2 separate regions of the Homo sapiens genome follow, and region 2 is linked to region 1. Evidence: read pairs that join two places in POLR2A ChIA-PET (ENCODE). Cell type or tissue: Caco-2. All regions are shown on one strand. Each heading gives the region's core, and the rest is flanking DNA. Links, peaks and the distances in the headings are about the cores only. Region 1 has its middle 110 kb from the start of LINC01559. Region 2 overlaps GRIN2B (glutamate ionotropic receptor NMDA type subunit 2B).

Region 1 (13,491 bases), core at 2,774-10,773:
GACATGACAAATCATCTTTTTGAGCAAAACGTAAGTAAGGATTGCATACTATTTTATTTCTTTACAAATTCACTAGTATCTGGTGTTGAGGGCAAAAAGGTGTTTAAAAAGAGAAATCCAGCAATCCAGGAAAAAAAAAAAAAACCAGAGAGCCAGAAATCCAGATTATAACTTCGTTTCTCAGTGCCCAAAGTAACTAAATTCAGCCTTTACTCTGAAACTTGAAGAGTCATTTTGCTTCACAGAGCACCACTTCTAGAAGCATGAGGCATTTGATATCACTGTCTCTGCTTCCAAGGATTTATAACTGAGAATTTCCTATGTTAAACCATATAGATAAGCTTGATCAACAGCATCACTGGAATCCAATGATCCGTAGTTCATTGGTTCTAGACACACTTTTTTTTCATATTTTACAACATCTAAAACCAGATTGTTTCTTACCAACATGGTATATTAGAACCTCAGGAGGCTGGCAGGCCTGGTGACATTGTTATCATTCTTTGTTTTGTGCAAAGTTCCTGTCAGCTATTTGTGTCATTGCTACTTCAGCTGTTTATTTGTTACTCTTTGTGCTACACTATTAAGTCTAAATGCTCTTTAAAATATCTTCACAAAGAGTACATTGTGATTTAGCTTTGAAACATAGAGGTATTGTGCATACCCAGAAAGGTACAAAAACAGTGAGGCAGAAAATTGGTAATACTGAAGTAAATGTTTGATATTGAAGGAGTAACCAGTTTTTAAAATTTTCTTATAATGCAACAACCAAGCACCTTACAAAACATAGGAAGGATGATGCCTAATAGTAGATGAAGCTTTGTTATGTCCATTCAGTGATAAATGTGCAAAAAAGACACAATAAACAAGAAAGCACCATCTTCAAAATTTGCAGAAGGATTTCAACGGTGTAGGATAAAATCCCAAAAGAAAAGTGTTCGAGAAATTCTGCATCCCAGGGCTCCTGATGGTGCAGAAGCTGAGACTGTGTGCAAAAACACAGATGTTGATAACTCTGAGTTGAAAACAATTCAAAAAGATCAAATTATTGATTTGTAGCAGTTTTAGGAACTCCTTAACCAATTTATTTGGCTTACATTTTCTTTTTAATTTATGCAGATGAGTAATAAAGGGCAGTTATGTTTGAATAAGCTAAAAGACCTCCTTTAAAAGTCTTTTAAAAATTCAATATGATAATACATTAAGTCATAATTTAATTGGCAGCATCTTTTGTGGTCCATGGAATACGATATATGTCTTAAAATTTATAGTATGCTAGATTTGATGCAATATGGTACATATTTTGTACTCTTATCACACCTATTTTGTCTCACTTATTTCTTCAATAAAGTGTTTAGATTCTTAAGCAATATCCACAGTCATTGCTCATGCATTTATATTTCACAAACACAATTAATAGCCTCAGAAATTAGCATAGAGCTGTGGTCAACTGCCTCAATACTAATTTTGGAAATTTCTATGGCTGTGAAATTGGCTTGTATGTGGAGTTCATGATGAAATCCTAGGATTTTTAACTCTTGAGTAAATAAAACATAATATTTTAATGGTAAAAAACACCCCCCCCAAAAAAAAAAAATTACACATCTTGGCTACAAGAGAGAATTGCTGCACGTTTCAAACATCAAAGGAACAGCTCCAGTATAAATAGCTCCAGTTTGCAGCATATAAGCACTGAATTCCCAGCTACTTAACAGAATCTACCAAATTTCTTCCTCCAAAAACCAGCATTTACTAGAAAACATGTCCAATGTCAGCTAGGATAATCCCATTTGATTCATCACTATGTACTTTACCTGGCACAGTGCCTGGCACTTAACAGGCAGCCAATAGTATTTTTTAATAAATGAAGGAAAATCTCCCCTGCCCAAGCAACAGGGGATTGTACACTAATCCTCAGTTCTTAGACAGTGTGGGATAGTAAAAAGAGCACGGATTTTGGAAGAAGACAGATTTGCTTTCTGGCCACTGGTTGACAGTAATAGAGCGTACTCACTGAGTTGGTGGGAAGAGTAATAGATGTAATACCTATAGATGACTGAGTATGAGGGATGGGTATACAGAATATGCTAACAAATTATAATTATTACTATTATAAAATGTGACAAGTACTCTTCCAGAAAAACAATCTAGGCAAAATGTACTTATTGCCACAGACTAAGACCAGACTCATCCACCAGAGAGGATGGTGGTCTTTACATATACTTAGGCATGGTTTGGTTCTCATGGCTCAGGGACTGGGAAGAGGGAGCTTGTAGGGCTCAAAGTCAAGGCAGCTAGAAAAAGACAGTCACATACTTAGTGGTATAACTAAAGATATAGATAATTCTGAAGACTTATGCTGGCCAATATGGTAAGTCTCTAGCAATTTGTGCCTAATGAAATTAAAATTTTATATTCAGTTCCTCAGCCAAACTAGCCATATTTCTAGTGCTAGTGACCACATGCAGCTAGTGACCATCATACTGGGCAGTGCAGCTATAGAACATTTTCATCATTGCAGACTTTCTATTGGGCAGCATTGCTTCAGACAATAGTCTCTAAAAAGGCTTGTTACCCATGGAAATTGTTACAGAGCATTCATAAAAAATGTTTGTAGAATTTCCTGATTCCATCATCTCTGGGGAAGTAGTTCTAGCCTCTAAGTAACACTATTTGGCAGTAAGAGGCAGCGCAATGTGGTGAAAAGAGCACTACTGGGGACAGAAAATCCGGGTTTTAGTTCTGGCTCTAACTTGAACAATAACCTGGGCAATTTGCATATGCCCAAGTCACTCTATTTCTTCCTTCCTCAGTTCCCTCATCTTTAAGTGCATGAATTGAGCTAGATATATCTAAGTCACTGCCAGCTCTTATGCTTGGTAATTTCAATACACAACTGCTGGCTCCATGCTATCTGTCATTTTGCAGCTCCGCCTGCACAGCTCCGACACTGTAAAGGAAGACAGTCATGGCAAAGTATCAACAACCTGGATTGGAAAAATCAATATTGTTAAAATATTTATACTACCTAAAGCAGTTTACAGATTCAATGCAATCCCCATCAAAATACCAATGACATTCTTCACTGAAATAGAAAAAGTAATCCTAAAATTTACATGGAACCACAAAAGACTCAAAATAGCCAAAGCTATCTTAAGCAAGAAGAACAAAACTGGAGGAATCACATTACCTGACTTCAAATTATGCTACAGAGCTATAGTAACCAAAACAGCATTGTACTAGCATAAAAACAGACACATAGACCAATGGAACAGAATAGAGAACCCAGAAACAAATCCACACACCTACAGTGAACTCATTGAACTCATTTTTGACAAAGGTGCCAAGAACATACACTGGGGAAAAAACAATCTCTTCAATAAATGATGCTGGAAAAACTGGAAATCCATATGCAAAAAAGTGAAACTAGACCCCTATCTCTTGCCATATATAAAAATCAAGTTAAAATGGATTAAAGACTTAAATCTAAGACCTCAAACTATGAAACTACTGCAAGAAAATGTTGGGGAAAATCTCCAGGACATGGTCTGGGCAAAGACTTCTTGAGCAATTCCCCACAAGCACAGGCAACCAAAGCAAACATGGACAAATGGGATCACATCATGTTAAAAAGCTTCTGCACAGAGAAGAATACAATCAAGAAAGTGAAGAGACAACCCACAGAATGGGACAAAATATTTGCAAACTACCCTTCTGACAAGGGATTAATGAGCAGAATATATAAGGAGCTCAAACAACTATACAGGAAAAAATCTGATAATCTGACCAAAAAATGGGCAAAAGATTTGACTAGACATTTCTCAAAAGAAGACATACAAATGGCAAACAAGCATGTGAAAAGATGCTCAATATCATTTACCATCAGAGAAATACAAATCAAAACTACGATGAGATATCATCTCATCCCAGTTAAAATGGCTTACATCCAAAATGACAGTGAGAATATAGAGAAAAGGGAACCTTTGTATACCGTTGGTGGAAATGTAAGCTAGTACAATCACTATGGAGAACAGTTTGGAGGTTCCTCAAAAAACTAAAAGTAGAGTTACCATGTGATCTAGCAATCCCACTGCTGAGTACCCAGTTTGTTGTGTACCTGTTTGTTGTAGCACTGTTTACAATAGCTAAGATTTAGAAGCAACCTAAGTGTCCATCAACAGATGAATGGATAAAGAAAATGTGGTACATATACACAGTGGAGTACTATTTAGCCATAAAAAAGAATGAGATCTAGTCATTTGCAACAACATGGATGGAACTAGAAATCCTTATGTTAAGTAAAATAAGCCAAGCACAGAAAGACAGACATTACATGTTCTCACATATTTGTGGGATCTAAAAATCAAATAAATTGAACTCATGAACATAGAAAGTAGAAGGATGGTTTCCAGAGTCTGGAAAGGGTAGTGGAGGGATTGGGGCAAAGAGAGAGTTGGGGATGGTTAATGGGCACAAAAAAAAATACAAAGAATGAATAAGACCTACTATTTGATTGCACAATAGGGTGACTATAGTCAATAACAACTTAATTGTATATTTAAAAATAACTTAGAAAATGTAATTGGATTGTTTATAACTCAAACAATAAATGCTTGAGGGTATGAATGCTTCATTCTTCATGACGTGCTTATTTCACATAGTGTGCCTGTATTAAAACATCTCATGTACCCCATAAATATATATATTTATGTACCCACAAAAGTTTCTTTTAAATTTTTTTTTAAAGTATCAACAGCAAGCAGTGACTTTGTTCTATCATGATGTACTCTAGCAAGCTCAGAAATCTCTACCATCAACCCCTCCTGGGTGATCCCATGTATTTTTCACCTATCTCCCTTGGTTCTTACTTCACTGCACTTAATTATCACTCTGTAGATTATGAGTTTAAGGTGGACACCTGGTTTTTCTAACTCAAAATGTTTGTGGATGTCTAAATAAAGATGGATCAATTCTTGACCTGCTTGTGTGCCTTCATGAATAAAGTATCCTGTAATGGATCCCAGAACTTAACTTGCTTAATGTAGGTAGAAGATCTGGAATCCAGGATCAAGTTAAGCTGACTTTGAAACACATCTTCTCTTCACTCTTCCAGATTGCTTTGTTGAAATTCCTGTGCTATTGTGATGTCAATTATCTGTTTTCTTTCTGGTTGCTGATTCTAAGAACTTTAGGCCTGACATTTTGTCTGGTCTTTCTTTTTCTTTAAATTCCTTAGATGCGTTGCTTGCTGAACTCAGACTGTCACGTTCTACATTCATATTCCAGATGTCTTTTAAACCCCAAGTCCAACCTAATCCCCAAAATGACTACTGAGGCCAAACCATTTAAAATCTGTGGCTTTAGTAAGAATATAATCGTTGTTCCCATGTGCCTTGGTATATATGCATTTCTCCTTCTTCCTGCCATTTCCAAAGTTTATAGTCAGAGTCAAAGGCCTTCTGCTTACAAAAGAAATGTGTCTACTCTTTTCCCCTGAGAGATGAGAGAATGGGCAGCTCTAAGAAATGAAAAGAAAATTTAAGGGCATATATGGCAGGAGAAGGGCTCTGACCCACTACTGCTTCATTCTCTATGACTTTCCCATTTCTGGGATCCTTTTTAGGCATTTGAGTTTGTGTAACGTGTCTGCTTTCAGCACGCCAGAAATCCAGGTGCATCTTAATACTCTACTGCTTACATACCTCTCATGGTGTGTGGGACAAATTTCCTAAATTCTTTCCTAAAATCAGGAGCAACAGAGTCTGGCTACTTTAAAAGAAATTCTTAGGGGAAAAGAATTATAAACAGAAAATGGTACTTTTTGAATTAATATAAATTTGTTATATTTCTATACTTGTGAGAAATGGTTCTTTGTTTCAGCTAACATCTAAATACACATGAGCTGCACTGGCATAGCCTCAGGGCGCCTCAGTTTCATGAGGTTTGTTTGGGCCAGATGGTAAAAATAATCAAACCCAAGGCGATTCAGATTGGCACAGCTTCCATACCAGGTGGGCCCCTCATGCTTCTCTGACTGTCTGCACCATCTCAGCAACGTGCTACCTTTTTACTCCACCACTGGTCTGCCTTCCGTATTCAATCAATAGCCACAAAGATTCCATCCTAACAGCACTAACCTCACAATGTCTTCCTCACACCTTTTCCCATCTACAGCTCTCTAGTCATGCTTGTGATGTGATCTCCCTGTGCCATTAGACTGAAGAATTTTCCCAGTTGATCATTTAAGCTGTTGTCCTTCAGCATCACTGATTATTTTAAGCCAGCCTTTCTCTTTTAGTCTCTTCTCTCCCCATTTTCCTGTCTCTTCCCTCTAAAAGTTCTATCAGTGCCCAGTGCTTCAATGCCCAGCGCTATCTTTCCTTGTAAAGCTTTCTTCAGTACTGAAGGTCACTCTGAAACTAAAGTTTCATTCCTGCTTCAAAGACCCTTTGGGAATCTTTAAATATGTTTCTTTTTTATTGAATAAGAGTTTCCTCTAGTTTTTATTTTCAGAGTAGAGAAGCCTAAACTACCATGTGCATAGAGTCTAATCAGACCTTCCTAGGAACCAGGATTTCTTTGATGCCTTATCCAGGGGTGCTCTTGCAGAATATCCCACCAAAGGAGGAAGTTCACTAGGAAAATCCCTGTTCACTCTACAGGTGGCATTTCTCATCATTTACTGAACTATGATCATTTGGGATTTAAAACAGAACTTCATGGCCCTCCCCTGAGGATTAATATTTAACTTATAAAGTATTTACTGAGCAACTATACACCTTGGTACTGTAAAGAACTACAAGAATAACTAATACTGCTATTTGCCTTAAGAGGGTTTATTGTCTAATCGGAGAGGTAAAACATATACAGAAATAACTGCATTATGCAATAGAAAGTAGTAAGTACTATAAATGAGACACAATTTGCTAAGGGACCCCAGAAGAGTGGGAGTGCCTGTCCACTTGTAGGAGTCAGGAAAGTTTGACCATTTGAACCTGTGCTTTAAAGTGGCTAGATTTCAACATGATGTAATCAGGGCAAAGACACTCCATACAAATGTAACATCCCAAGTCAAGACATGATCATCTGAGGGTCACTGTGAGCCTTTACACTGGGCCGGAACATACGTGTAGTGAGAAAGTGGGAAGAGGACATTGAGGGCAGAGCTCAGAGTTTCTTGAAATTCAGACATTTGGGTTTTCTGTTTCTGGGTAATGATGAACAGCTGATGGCTTTTGATTAGGGGATAATCTGGCCTGTGATTTAAGATTACCCTGGCAAGAGTATATAAAGAGAATTAGAGGAGGAAGAGACTGTGTGTATTGGTCAAATTGAACCAAATAACAAAACAAACGAAACTCAAATCTCAGGGACTTAAACAAGCATAGTTTACTTCTCACCCCCATACACATCCATCCACATCATATTGGCAGGTACATCATTGGCACAGGCTCCACCATAGGAGAAAGAGGTCTGGAGACACAGTTCACTTCTGCTCATGTGCCATTGGCCAGAGCAAGGTGTGTCCATGCCTTGCCTTACTTCAAGGAGGCCAGAAGTACAGGGAAGCATGATTCTGCTGAATGGTATTAATGTTTCCCACTCTCAGGGAGAAGGAGGTAAGTCAGGAGCCTGATACCACTGTCCAAGATGGAAGTAATGGGAGCCTGGATTAGAATGGTGACAGACGGGGGTGGGTGGAAAAAGGAAGGAAAGAAAATAACTGAGAAGGTCAATGGGATTTGCAAGCATAGAGCCAAGAGGGAAAATCACTGGAGCTAGTGGTGAGTTTTTCAATGTGTTGGTTACAGGTTCTAGACAAAGAATAAGAAAGTGTGAAAACTGCCCTAGGAGCCTCTGTATTTCTCACCAAAGAGAATAGGAACCTTTTTTTTTTTTTTTTTATCAGAAAAGTGTTTATTTTATGTATTCACCAAAGGCCAATGAAGCTTTCAACAATTTCACTCAGGAGCAAAACAATTTAATTTTGGGGTACCAAAGGTCATAATCAAACATAAGTTTACAATGGGAAAGAATAATACTTTGCCCAGAAATACAGATACTACTCAACTTACACTGGGGTCACATCCTGATAAACCCATCATAAGTTGGAAATACTGTTAAGTTAAAAATGCATTCAATACACCTAACCTACCAAACGTAACTTAGCCTAGCCTACCTTAAATGTGCCCAGAACACTTACATTAGCCTGCAGATGTGCAAAATCATTCAACACAAAGCCTATTTTATAATAAAGTGTTGAATATCTCATGTAATTTATTGAATACTCTACTGAAAGTATAAAAACAATGTTTGCATGGGTACTCACCATTAATGTCCACAGCCAAAAGTACATGGGGCCTGGAGAAGCATTGAACTAAAGTTAATTGCTGATTGATGGGGATGCTGCAGAAATAGGGTCATCAATTTCTCTGTCTTCTGATGAGGCTCAAGAATAGAAGGCAATGAGGCATTGACACTTATTGATGGTTTAGTAGGCATAGCGTTTTTTGGGAAGATATGGAGTATAGGCTGTTTACCCTAGTGATCGCCTGGCTGACTGGGAGCTGCAGTTCACTGCCACTGCCCCTGCCCCTGCCCAGCATAGCAAGAGAATATTGAACCACATATTGCTAGCCCAGGAGAAGATCAAAACTCAAAATCCAAAGTACACTTTCTACTGAATGCATGTTGCTTTTGAACCATAATAAAGTCGAAAAATCATAAGTTGAACCATCATAAGTTAGGGACCATCCGTAGTCCTATACTTTCAGCTCCTGACTGTCTTTACTAACAGAGGGATGTAATAGTTACCAAACAGATTTAATATTCTTAAAATTGTATTTCAATTAATAAAGAGCAGCTGATATTGTAGGGCCAGAATAACCATACTGCCTACCCAGTAATAAAGGGAATTGTAAGGGGCCAACTCAAGAAGTACTGAAAAGTTCACAGGTATATGTATTTTGTTTTTTGGTTTGTTTGTTTGCTTGTTTTTGTTTTTGTTTTTTGAGACAGTGTCTCACTCTATTACCCAGGCTGGAGTGCAGTGACATGATCTCAGCTCACTGCAACCTCCACCTCCTGGGTTTAAGCCTCAGCCTCCCGAGTAGCTAAGACTACAGGTGGACACCACCATGCCCAGCTAATTTTTTGTATTTTTTAGTAGAGACGGGGTTTTGCCATGTTGACCAGGCTGATATCTGTACTTTGGCTTTACATTTCATGCTGAGATTATGCCACTTCTACAACTAATGCTGAGTATCATCCCAGGATAAATGATTAATAGATTTTGGTATGTTGGGGTTTTTTAATACCTCTCCTAAATTGAATATGAATTTGGATGGGGTTCAAGATATGCTTAAAGTAAACAACAAAAACAATGAAAAGTTGTCATAACCTATTTGGATAAGATAGCATCATCTAGGCAATATTTTCCATGAGAACTCCCATAACCTCCTAGTGAGCAGTCAAGTATGAATACCATTATGAGATTGATCCCTTTTCCTTTTGTTTCCCTGGGATTTCTGAACTAAATCCAAATTTCCAGGCTATATGTCTTAGTTTGTTCAGGCTGCTATAACACAGAGACCAAAAATTGGGTGGTTTATGAACAGCAAATATGTATTTCTCACAGTTCAGAAGACTGGAAAGTCCAAGATCAAGACACTGGCAGATCTGGTGTCTGGAGAGGGCCCATTTATTGTGACCTCACATGGTGGAAGGAACTAGCTATCTCTCTGCTACCTCTCTACTGTCTCTTCCATAAAGGTACTAATCCTACTCATAGGGGCTCTGCTCTTGTGACCTGCTCATCTCCAAAAGTCCCCACCTCTTAGTACTATCACCTTGGGGATTAGGTTTCAGCATATGAATTTTGGGGGAACACAAACAGATCACAGCATTACACAAAAGTGGATGCGGTCAATGATGCTATTTTCTGGGAAAAAACTTCACTGCATGTGTTACTAGTCACTTTACGTAGAGCTCTCTTCTAACTCACCTGGCTTCAGGTATGACCTTTAGTTCCAGGACGTTCTTCTCTATGGGTCATACCCGGGGGGAATGGAGCCCAAGAAATAAGCTGTGTTCTTAGAAAAATGGAAGCCACCACTCCTGCCACCCACCTTTCCAGACTTAGCAAGTAGGACATTTGCCTCATCGTGTAGCTAAATGGCCTACATCCTCCACCCCCAGCTTATGCCGTGAGGGAGTCTCCTTTAAGTGCTCCTATTCCAAATAGAAGGCCTCCTGGAAAGCTGCCTAGCTACACAATCAGGTTGTGTGTGGGCCGTGGGCCTTGACCTTTTCTATGTCTTCACCTGAACAGAGCTGCCAATAAGAATCAGAGACAAACACTACCTTTAATTGCCCTTTCTCAGGGGCTGCTTTTTCCCTAGTGACAGACACTGCTGAGGCGTTTTTGAGCTGGGTCCAGCAGACCCAGAAAATACGGCAAATGAGAAAGCCAGATTTTCTGGCAGGAAAAAGGTAACCAGCTTTCATGCTCAATGAGGGGCCGATCACAAATGAAGTCCAAGTGCATCGTGCCATAGCTGAGAAAACGCCAAGCTGGTTGGAACCCATGGCCCGCTTTCTAGAACATCAACAAAGATAGAAGTACTGTTAGAGTGCCCTCAGCCTTCGTCATCAAGGCTAACCTAAGCAGAGAGGTCCTCCAACTCAGGCTAAGGTGGGCAGGGACTCAAGGAGTCAACAGGTAAGGGACAAGGACACATTCAAGAAGAGAAAGGCTCATATATACGTTGTCAGCTTATAAATGCACCTGCTATCACCAAGGCAAAACAAGCAGAACAGTCCCTGCTCCAATCACTTTCTGCCTCATCTGCCATTTTGTCACTTCAGAGCCTTTTACAGCCTATCCTTCATGGTCATGTGTATCTTACTGTTATCAACATAGAAATATTGGTTACTAGGGATGAATATTCAGGATAATGTGTCCAGGGTCCAGGACCACTCCAGAAAGACTGGCTGCACATCTGCTAGAGTTGGTGACATGAGAGAAGTAGACTGAAACACATTACCCAACTCGCCAGTTCAAAGTCACTTCACCTCTTTGTGGCAATATTTGCCCATAAGGGCAGTCACTCTTAGTTGCTGAGAGGTCTCTGCAAAATTATTGTGGCCCCACGGAGATATCGGCTAGATGTTTGGGCATTGTTTTGGTGCTCCATGAACCAGCTTGGGGTTGGCAAGTCTGAGAAGTATTTTGAAAATGTGTGTGTATGAGCTGTAGAGGCTGGCAACAGTGCCCAGAAGGTCTATTTCTTTAAATAGCTTCTTCATATTTTAACCCTATTAAGAAAACTTCTCCTTTAAAAATTATTGAATTCAAATCTATCAATTTCTTGCAGCTCCTTATCAATAACTTTAATCCAGTAGTTTTCCTAGTAGTTAAAAGAAGTTTTTATTGGGATTGGCAGGTTTGGCCTAGTAGGACATGGCTAGGCAGATTATCTGAAGATATCCAAAGCCACAAGACAGTACCGAGTACTGGTGTTGGGTTGTCGAGGGGAGAAAAGGAAATTACCAATGTCAGACTTTGCCTGCTTTTCAGTTTCATCTAGTTTAAATTCTGATGCTGCTATGGGATTGTAGCCCCCTATTTTGCTGTTTGTTTATAACCCCTACAAATATTGTTTGGTCTACCAGGAAGAAGTATTATAGCTCTTGCCTCTCAAAAATGCTACCAGAAGCTTTGCAGTATTTTTCTACAAGCTTCATAAAGGGCACTTTGTTATATGAGATATCCATGCCCTAGTGACTAAAGCATGTATCAGTCAAGAATCATAACTTTGGAAATAACCATAACTAAGTGACTGCATTTCTGGTAGGAGCCACTCAGAATATTCCAAGTCTTCTTGTAGAATATTTTGTCTGCTGCCTTCAATGACCCTCTGAAGACTTTTCTTCCCTTGATCATCAGAGATGCCAGACATGCTAAGCCATGTACACTGTAGGGAATCAGGGCATCTCTTAACCTTGGATGGAAGAAAATATTTCTGAGGTACCTGTTTCTTGGGATGGACTTCTCTTATTCTATCCTTGAAACTCTCTGTTAGCAAAGTACCAAAGTTAGGTGCATTGACGTAGGGACTCATCTTTTTCCCATTTTTCAGATGAGGAAACAGAGGAACAAGGAGGTCAAATAACTTGCCTGAGGTCATGCAGCTAGAAGGCTGTCAAGCCAGAATTTGAATTGGGCAGATTAACTCCTGAACGCATGCCCTCAGCTACAGTGTTACCTCCCTCCCACAGTGCCAGGTTTGACTTTGACAGTGTTGAAGCCCATTTTTCCAAGTCATCTAAATGTCCAGAATATTTGCACCAGCACTCTCTGAACAACTTTGCTGAAATTATTTTCTGTTTACTTTCCCTCAGCCCTAGGCCACAATGCCTTCACTTACTACAGCTTCATAATCTATTAAGATGATTGTATCTGGTTTCCTGAAAACCAAATTCTCTACTCACCAGCACAGGCAGGGACACACATTGTGTCCTCCACATTTATGCAAACAAGACACAAGTCAAGCAGTGTATTTTTAAAAGAAAAACTTGAGAGATACCATGAAATAAGTTCAGACAGAACTCCATCCTTACAGCCCCACCACTTATCTCCATCTATGTTAATATGCCACTGAGTCAATGAAAAATTGGAATAACAACCGTAACACATTTTGAAAAGCTAAAAGGAACATTCCAGTAAATGATGGTCTTGTTACCTATATTGCTACTATTATAAAGGACTTATATTTGGCATAGTTTTATAATAAGTAGTTTCAAAATAATCTTTTTCATTTCAAAACTGGCAATCCCTTGTGTGTATGGTAACTATTGATCAGAATATTAAATTATAATAATACATTTAAGTGGTAACACTAACAGAGAATTTTATATAACTTGATAATATCTTTCATAATTGGTGACTATAAGATAGTATTCAGAGTAAAAGTATGTGAATTTTACTGACCAGGGTCAGTGTGAAAGAGAGGTTGAAAGCCAAACTTTTGGCCAGGCACGGTGGCTCACGTCTGTAATCCCAGCACATTGGGAGGCCAAGGTGGGTGGATCATTTGAGGTCAGGAGTTCAAGACCAGCCTGGCCAATATGGTGAAACCCCACCTCTACTAAAAATACAAAAATCAGCCAGGTGTGGTGGTGGGCACCTGTAGTCCCAGCTACTTGGGAGGCTGAGACAGGAGAATTGCTTGAACCCAGGAGGTGGAGGTTGCAGTGAGCCAAGATCCCGCCATTACACTCCAGCCTGGGTAACAGAGCAAGACTCTCTCTCAAAAAAAAAAAAAAGCCAAACTTTGGGGTGAGGCAGATGGTTCTATTATCCTGGCTCATGTCTACTTACTGTTTGACACTGGCATGCTGCTTAATCTCTCTGAGCCTGTTTCCTAATCTGCAATATAGTGCCTACCTCATAAAGTTTTGTGAGAATTAAATGAGGCTACCACATTTAGC
Region 2 (8,000 bases), core at 1-8,000, 220 kb before region 1:
CTGTGGCTAATGGAAAGTAATTTGTTTAAGGGTTGATGATAGAGATAGTATTCCAAGCGGGGCTGGATTTAATTCTAATGATCTTTTCTTGTTATTCTGCATTGCCTTGCTTTTATTTTAAATCAGAATTGTTTTTTTATTACCCAGAATTGCCTGTTTTCTGAGCTGCAGTATATTTTAGAGTCGGCCAGACCTAGTTATGAATCCCAAGTCTCCTGGGATTCATAACCACTTAGTAGCTATTTAACTTGTGTAAAACTGTCCATACCTCAGCTTTACCAACTGTAAAAAGGAGATATAAACTCCAAAATTTAAGGGTCTCTGTAATGATTGAGTGAATACACACACACACACACACACACACACACACACACACGCGTATGGCATGATACAATGCAAACATATTTATTACATAGGAAATGCTAGTAACCTTTCCCTCATTTCCCCTTCTGTTGAGAACTGACCGTTCTTATTTTCTGGGTTTGCAGAAAATTTAGTAGTTTTCTATAGTTCTTGCATTAGGTCAAAGAACTAAGTCCTTGCATATTTAGTCACATCAGGGTAGTCACCTTAGGCAGAGGTGTGAATGAGAAGGACTTTCTCAGTCACAAAGACCAAAGATTATGAAACTAACACTACTATATGTGGACACGACAGGAATGGAATGATAGGAACATTTGGCAGTGCGAAATGCCCTCTATTTTGTGTTTTCCTAAAGATCATCATATGACATTAACTCTCAGAGGACAGATTAATCCTTCAACTGGAAATGTGGGAAAGAAGAATTTCTTTCATTGAAAGCATTTCTTTCCTTCTTTCTTTCTCACCTTCATTCCATATCCCTGTCTTCCATCTTTCTTGAAAAATTCGACATCAATCTCGTATTTCACTTGCCATCATCCACTGTGACAATGAAATGCATGGCCCATTTAGGTAGGGTTCTTCTCAACGGTAAGATATTCAAAGTCAGAAATACCCTGTATAAGGTGCCACTGTGAGATAGCTCCACACCCTTAGAGCTTAGTGCTTTTTCATTTTAGATGCTTAGATTACTACTGGCTCATAGCACAGCCATTTATTTCAATATATTATTTAAGTCTGTCATCCTCCGTGAAGTCTGTTCTGACTTCACCTCCCTACACTATACTCTCCTGTCTCTAAATTTGCACAGTATTTATTTCCTATTGCATCACCCTAGTCCCATTTCTGCATTTAATCAATGGACATTTATTAAGAGGCTGTTTTATGCAGAACTTACTATTAAGTTTGTTGTAGATACAGAGGTATTATAAATTGGGGATATTCTTATCCCCAAGGAGTTTTCAACCTGGTGATGTTTAGGTCACCAACTATCCATTGAGACTTTCTTTGTAGGCTTTTAAAAAATCCTGCAGAAAGGATTGTGTGGCTGTTAGCTCAGTGATTTTTGGACTTAGATCATGAAGGACAGGATAATGATTTGTAAATAGATATTATGGGAGTTGTAAGCAAATGCTGGAAGAAACATACCTCCATCACCACATCCCATAGAGATAAAATTCTACTGCTTCTACAGATCTTCTGGTTAAAATTCTGTGGAAATTGACATGAAAAATTATAATGACCTAGAAAAGGACTTGCTCTTATGACATCATCATGACTAGTTTATTTTGTTTTATTATCAAGGGGTTATATTTTGCAGTAAGCTTCTGAAGCACATGTACAGTAATCTTAAAATACTCATTTGAAAGATCAGAGTTTAGGTTCTCTGAGATCATTCTTTCAGAGGATAAGCCCCAGATTTCTTACGATGTGATTTTTACCTGCACAATCAGTAACTATTCTAAAAAGTAGAGAGATATAGTTCAATGAGCCATTTATTCACTTACCCACTCTTTTGTATATTTATCCATTTATTTATCCAATCATGCATGCATTCATTCAAAATGTTACTAAGTGTTTACTGCATGTTACTTTTCCTAAGAGTTAGGAACAGAGACAACTTTTTACCTTCAGAGCAAGACTATTCCTGAAAAACCTTATATTGTTAAGAACTTTTATAGTTATCATTTTATTCTTGCCAGAAAGAAAAACATTTCTCAGCCTAATGGTGCAATAAGTTTAATTTGAATGTTACTAGCCAGACTCCTGGAATTCACTTTCTGCCATGTCTGCACTATTCTAGGAGAAGTGAATATGATATGGGTGATGATAACGGAGAGGCTTCAGAAAAGTGAATGAAGGAATACATACATAATAATTATTCCCAGAATAATTCACCCTGTCAGGTCATTTTTAAATTTGGCTTCATCTTGTTAGCGAACATCATTGTCTTCTTCATTATTTCATACATCATCGTCATAACTATCACCACCACCACCATCCATCAACGTTTAGCACCGTTAAGACCCATAATACTCCAGCAATGCGCTAAGAACTACGAGAAGCAATCTTTTACTGAAAAGATTGGCCCACTCTCTTCAGGTGGTTGGCACCTAATTTTATCTGAATAATGAAGTGATAGTACATAAACACATATTTCCCAGAGTTTTGAAATTTCTTGAGAAACTCTTTACTTTGGTATATGACGAGAAAAGAGTTAATGGAGACAACATATGTTATTCAGGCGATAGATACCCTAAAAGCCCTAACTTGACCACTACACAATCTGTGCATGTATCAAAACTGCATATGTACCCCTTAAACTTGCACAAACAATAATAAAAAAATTAGGTGATTTGTATTATAAAATATATTCTCAGAACATTTGACCTTCTCAGGCTTTCTTATTCTTTTTGGCATAGGTGGAAGGCTGGGTAACCAACCAGCGTTCCCCCTTTGGGCTTAAGATTAAGAGGCAGCATCAATATAATTTATCAGAGTTCTGAACCCACAAAATGCTTAGGACTCAGCAAGACTCTGTGGGATGGGGGCATTTTACAGGGGAGATATGACCTCCTTTTTAAAAAGTTTGGAGTCTGGGTCAGGTTTGAATCATAAGCATAAAAATACAGTATTTCTTAGAATCCTCAAATCCCTAGGGAAACTATTTCTCTCCAGCTTTGCTAAAGAAAGAACTGTTCTTTGTCTAAAAGTCTCCTCCATATCAAGCCTCTGTCATGGACTATTTTTTCCCCGCTGTATCAGAGGAAGTATCTTACTGAATAGATCTGCTTTGCTCCTGTTTGCTGAGACTTATTAAAAGAGCTGACTGCAAACAGATTTTTACTGCCTCAGTGTGGACTTACATCAGGTAGCACCCAATAAGACTTGACAAGCTGACATCTCCAATCCATCAGGAGTGGTGGGTGGGGGAGGGAGGACAGGAAGGAGAGAATCTTATGCCCTCCCACTTCCTGAGAGACAGACTTTGGTTGAGTGATGTAGGGTACATTTTTAGAAATCTATTTAATTTCTGAATTGGAGTTTTAGGGATTTTGCTTTTAGAATACAGGGCTAGAAACAATACTCATCTTGTCTATGCTAAACAGAAACTGAAAATTACACACCCTTAAGGTCACAAAGGAGCAAAGTCCTTAGGAGTAAGAAAAAAAAATCTTTACAAAACACTGGTAACAGAGCATCTTAAACACTCTGCATTGTTCTCCAGCCAGGCAGACTAAAAGCTCTAAGTGGTTGGTAATAATGGCAAGCTTTTGTTCAGAAGAAGGAAACATCTTGTAGACACAGATTTCTAAATATGCAAGCTTTATTGTCTCAACTTTTGCCCCACTCTCTACGTACTTTTCTTAAGCATTAGTGACCCTGATAGCAAGAAAAAAAACAGGCAAAAATAACAACCAGATTCTGAGTTGTTCCCTTGTAGAATTTTTGTTCACATGTGGAATGACGTATTGGTTCATGTGACTTCTTGTTCTATTAAGAACGTCTTACCAACACTGATGGCTCATCGCTAGGGAAGTATTTCATGGCTGCTCTTTTATGGGATGAATATAGGTACTGATTTCTGCTTAAATAATTTTCAGAATAATTAGATTCTGTGATTCATTTGAAAAGAAGTTGGTGCCTCTTTAGAGGGAGTCATACTGCCTGTCTTCGTAAGATGGGGACCTCTTGAATATGGGAGGCTTAAGCCACTAAGGTCAGTGTTCTTTCATGATCACTTGCTAAAATTATTAGGGCTAATAGGAATGGAGATTTGGTGGAATGACATCATCAGTGTCTGCTAATTATGTCTGCTAGGAGCATAAAAGGAGAGCATCAAGTGGACCAAGAGTAGGGGAAAAAAGTCATGTTGTTAACTTAAAATGGTTTCAACCAAGGATGTTAAAAGAAATACCTAACGTTTCTTAAATGTACTGTAAATGTTTCATGTCTTGTTGATTGTGTATTACACTCTTTAAAATTACTTCTATCCTGCCTATATTTTAATTCTTTGGTATCTCATCTTATGCTTGGTGGTAAGCATATTGAAGGAGGGACTAAATGCTATCTATCTTGGATTTCTTGCATCACTTAGCACCTTGCGTTGTATATAGTTATGCTCGGTAATATTTATTGAAGTGAACTAAATTGAGATCAAGAAACATTTTCACTGTCACATATTCTGAATATAAATTAACACCAAGAGAAGCTATCTCCAAGAACTGTTTGAAGATGTGGGGGTACCTAGAAACTTGGGAGAGAGATATTGACCATATTAACTTAGGGTTTAAAATTTTGAAATTAGAAAACATACGCCCTATACTTTATAGCAATGTATTTCAAAAGTTGATAGAAAAGATTGGCTTTCCCTGATAGTCAGAGACTTTATAATATTCTCCAAAGATAAAATTCTAATGGAAACAAAGCACACTAGGTGTTTCAACATTTATCTTAGGTGCCTATTCAGTGAGCTTTCACAAATGCCTTCATGGGTGTAACCCACACCTCTATCAGTATATGGAACATTTTTATCACTAGTTGTGTCTCATGCCCCTTCCCAGTCAATACTTGTCCTCTCCCCACTCCCAATACACATCTATACACAAAGGCGACCACTGTTTTGATTTATTTCACCATAGATTAATTTTGCTTTTTTCTTTCATTAATAATATATTTTATTTTATTTTTATTTGTTTTTTATTATACTTTAAGTTTTAGGGTACATGTGCACAACGTGCAGGTTTGTTACATATGTATACATGTGCCATGTTGGTGTGCCGCACTCATTAACTCATCATTTAACATTAGGTATATCTCCTAATGCTATCCCTCCCCCTTCCCCCCACCCTACAACAGGCCCCGGTGTTTGATGTTCCCCTTCCTGTGTCCATGTGTTCTCATTGTTCAATTCCCACCTATGAGTGAGAATATGTGGTGTTTGGTTTTTCCGTCCTTGTGATAGTTTGCTGAGAATGATGGTTTCTGGCTTCATCCATGTCCCTACAAAGGACATGAACTCATCATTTTTTATGGCTGCATAGTATGCCATGGTATATATGTGCCCCATTTTCTTAATCCAGTCTATCACTGTTGGACATTTGGGTTGGTTCCAAGTCTTTGCTATTGTGAATAGTGCCGCAGTAAACATACATGTGCATGTGTCTTTATAGCAGCATGATTTATAATCTTTTGGGTATATACCCAGTAATGGGATTGCTGGGTCAAATGGTATTTCTAGTTCTAGATCCCTGAGGAATCGCCACACTGACTTCCACAATGGTTGAACTAGTTTACAGTTCCACCAACAGTGTAAAAGTGTTCCAATTTTCCACATCCTCTCCAGCACCTGTCGTTTCCTGACTTTTTAATGATTGCCATTCTAACTGGTGTGAGATGGTATCTCATTGTGGTTTTGATTTGCATTTCTCTGATGGCCAGTGATGATGAGCATTTTTTCATGTGTCTTTTGGCTGCATAAATGTCTTCTTTTGAGAAGTGTCTGTTCATATCCTTTGCCCACTTTTTGATGGGGTTGTTTGTTTTTTTCTTATAAATTTGTTGGAGTTCATTGTAGATTCTGGATATTAGCCCTTTGTCAGATGAGTAGATTGCAAAAATTTTCTCCCATTCTGTAGGTTGCCTGTTCACTCTGATGGTAGTTTCTTTTGCTGTGCAGAAGCTCTTTAGTTTGATTAGATCCCATTGCTCAATTTTGGCTTTTGTTGCCATTGCTTTTGGTGTTTTAGACATGAAGTACTTGCCCATGCCTATGTCCTGAATGGTATTGCCTAGGTTTTCTTCTAGGGTTTTTATGGTTTTAGGTCTAACATGTAAGTCTTTAATCCATCTTGAATTAATTTTTGTATAAGGTATAAGGAAGGGATCCAGTTTCAGCTTTCTACATATGGCTAGCCAGTTTTCCCAGCACCATTTATTAAATAGGGAATCGTTTCTCCATTTCTTGTTTTTGTCAGGTTTGTCAAAGATCAGATGGTTGTAGATATGTAGCCCTATTTCTGAGGGCTCTGTTCTGTTCCATTGGTCTATATCTCTGTTTTGGTACCAGTACCATGCTGTTTTGGTTACTGTGGCCTTGTAGTATAGTTTGAAGTCAGGTAGCATGATGCCTCCAGCTTTGTTCTTTTGGCTTAGGATTGACTTGGCAATGAGGGCTCTTTTTTGGTTGCATATGAACTTTAAAGTAGTTTTTTTCCAATTCTGTGAAGAAAGTCATTGGTAGCTTGATGGGGATGGCATTGAATCTATAAATTACCTTGGGCAATATGGCCATTTTCACAGTATTGATTCTTCCTACCCATGAGCATGGAATGTTCTTCCATTTGTTTGTATCCTCTTTTATTTCATTGAGCAGTGGTTTGTAGTTCTTGAAGAGGTCCTTCACGTCCCTTGTAAGTTGGATTCCTAGGTATTTTATTCTCTTTGAAGCAATTGCAAATGGGAGTTCACTCATGATTTGGCTGTCTGTTTGTCTGTTATTGGTGTGTAAGAATGCTTGTGATTTTTGCACATTGATTTTGTATCCTGAGACTTTGCTGAAGTTGCCTATCAGCTTCAGGAGATTTTGGGCTGAGACGATGGGGTTTTCTAGACATACAATCGTGTCATCTGCAAACAGGGACAATTTGACTTCCTCTTTTCCTAATTGAATACCCTTTATTTCCTTCTCCTGCCTAATTGCCCTGGCCAGAACTTCCAACACTATGTTGAATAGGAGCGGTGAGAGAGGGTATCCCTGTCTTGTACCAGTTTTCAAAGGGAATGCTTCCAGTTTTTGCCCATTCAGTAAGATATTGGCTGTGGGTTTGTCATAGATAGCTCTTATTATTTTGAGATACATCCCATCAATACCTAGAACTTCATATAAATTCAGTCATAAAATATATCTTACTGTATGTCTGGCTTCCTTTGCTCAATATAATGTTTTGAGATTCACTCATGTTGTTGCATTTATCAACAGTATGCTCCTTTTTAAAGCTGAGTAATATACCATTTTATGAATATAACAGAATTTATTGTTTTCTGTTGATGAACATTTGGGCTGTTTCTAGTTTTTGGCTGTTGTGAATAAAAATGCTCTGAACATTTTTGTTTATATGCTTTTGTGGACATATGTTTTTATTTCTCTTGGGTATATACCCAGGAGCTGAATAATTGGTTATAGGATAGGTACATGTTTAACCTTATCAGATATGGCCAACCATTTTTCAGAGCGGTAGTATCATTTTACTTTCTCACCAGAAATATATGAATGTTTGTCAACAGTGGGAATGTAATATAGGAAATCAGACAGCTGGAAGAATGAAAAGGGAATGCTGAGAAATAATACCTGCCGGGACTTCGTTTTAGAGCTGGGGTTGTGGTTATTAGAATTTAGAAGCTCAGAGGTAGTGACCCGTGGATCTGGTGCAGTACTTAGAGCCTCAAGGAGAAGGTACTGCTCAGCTATACTTGTTACCTGTAAGTTAACTGACTCTTTCCTCTATTACTAACATTTTGGTCACTGAGTTCCATCCAGCAAGTATTTTTTATATTAACCATTATATTGTTTCATTTCTAAAATTTCTGTTTGGTTCTTCTTTCTATCTTCTGTGTCTTTGCTGACGCTTTCGATTTTA

What was found. ChIA-PET counts read pairs that join two places held together with the same protein. Peaks named below come from ENCODE experiments on the same cell type or tissue, not always from the same donor. Only the 100,000 strongest peaks of a DNase experiment are listed, where the experiment ranks them.
Region 2: POLR2A ChIA-PET joins it to region 1 with 13 read pairs; 3 of 35 experiments call an interaction of 5 or more read pairs at or near these places.

Annotation. Positions count from the first base shown.
Region 1 is chr12:13,484,570-13,498,060 of GRCh38, reverse strand. No RefSeq gene overlaps it. Among named protein-coding and RNA genes, the nearest start is that of LINC01559, 110 kb to the right of the region's middle. In Caco-2, for the core only: no CTCF peak of the experiment used is centred there; no DNase peak of the experiment used is centred there.
Region 2 is chr12:13,709,443-13,717,442 of GRCh38, reverse strand. All of the region lies in intron 4 of GRIN2B (glutamate ionotropic receptor NMDA type subunit 2B), which reads left to right. Among named protein-coding and RNA genes, the nearest start is that of GRIN2B, 270 kb to the left of the region's middle. In Caco-2, for the core only: no CTCF peak of the experiment used is centred there; a DNase peak (open chromatin) is centred at 3,262.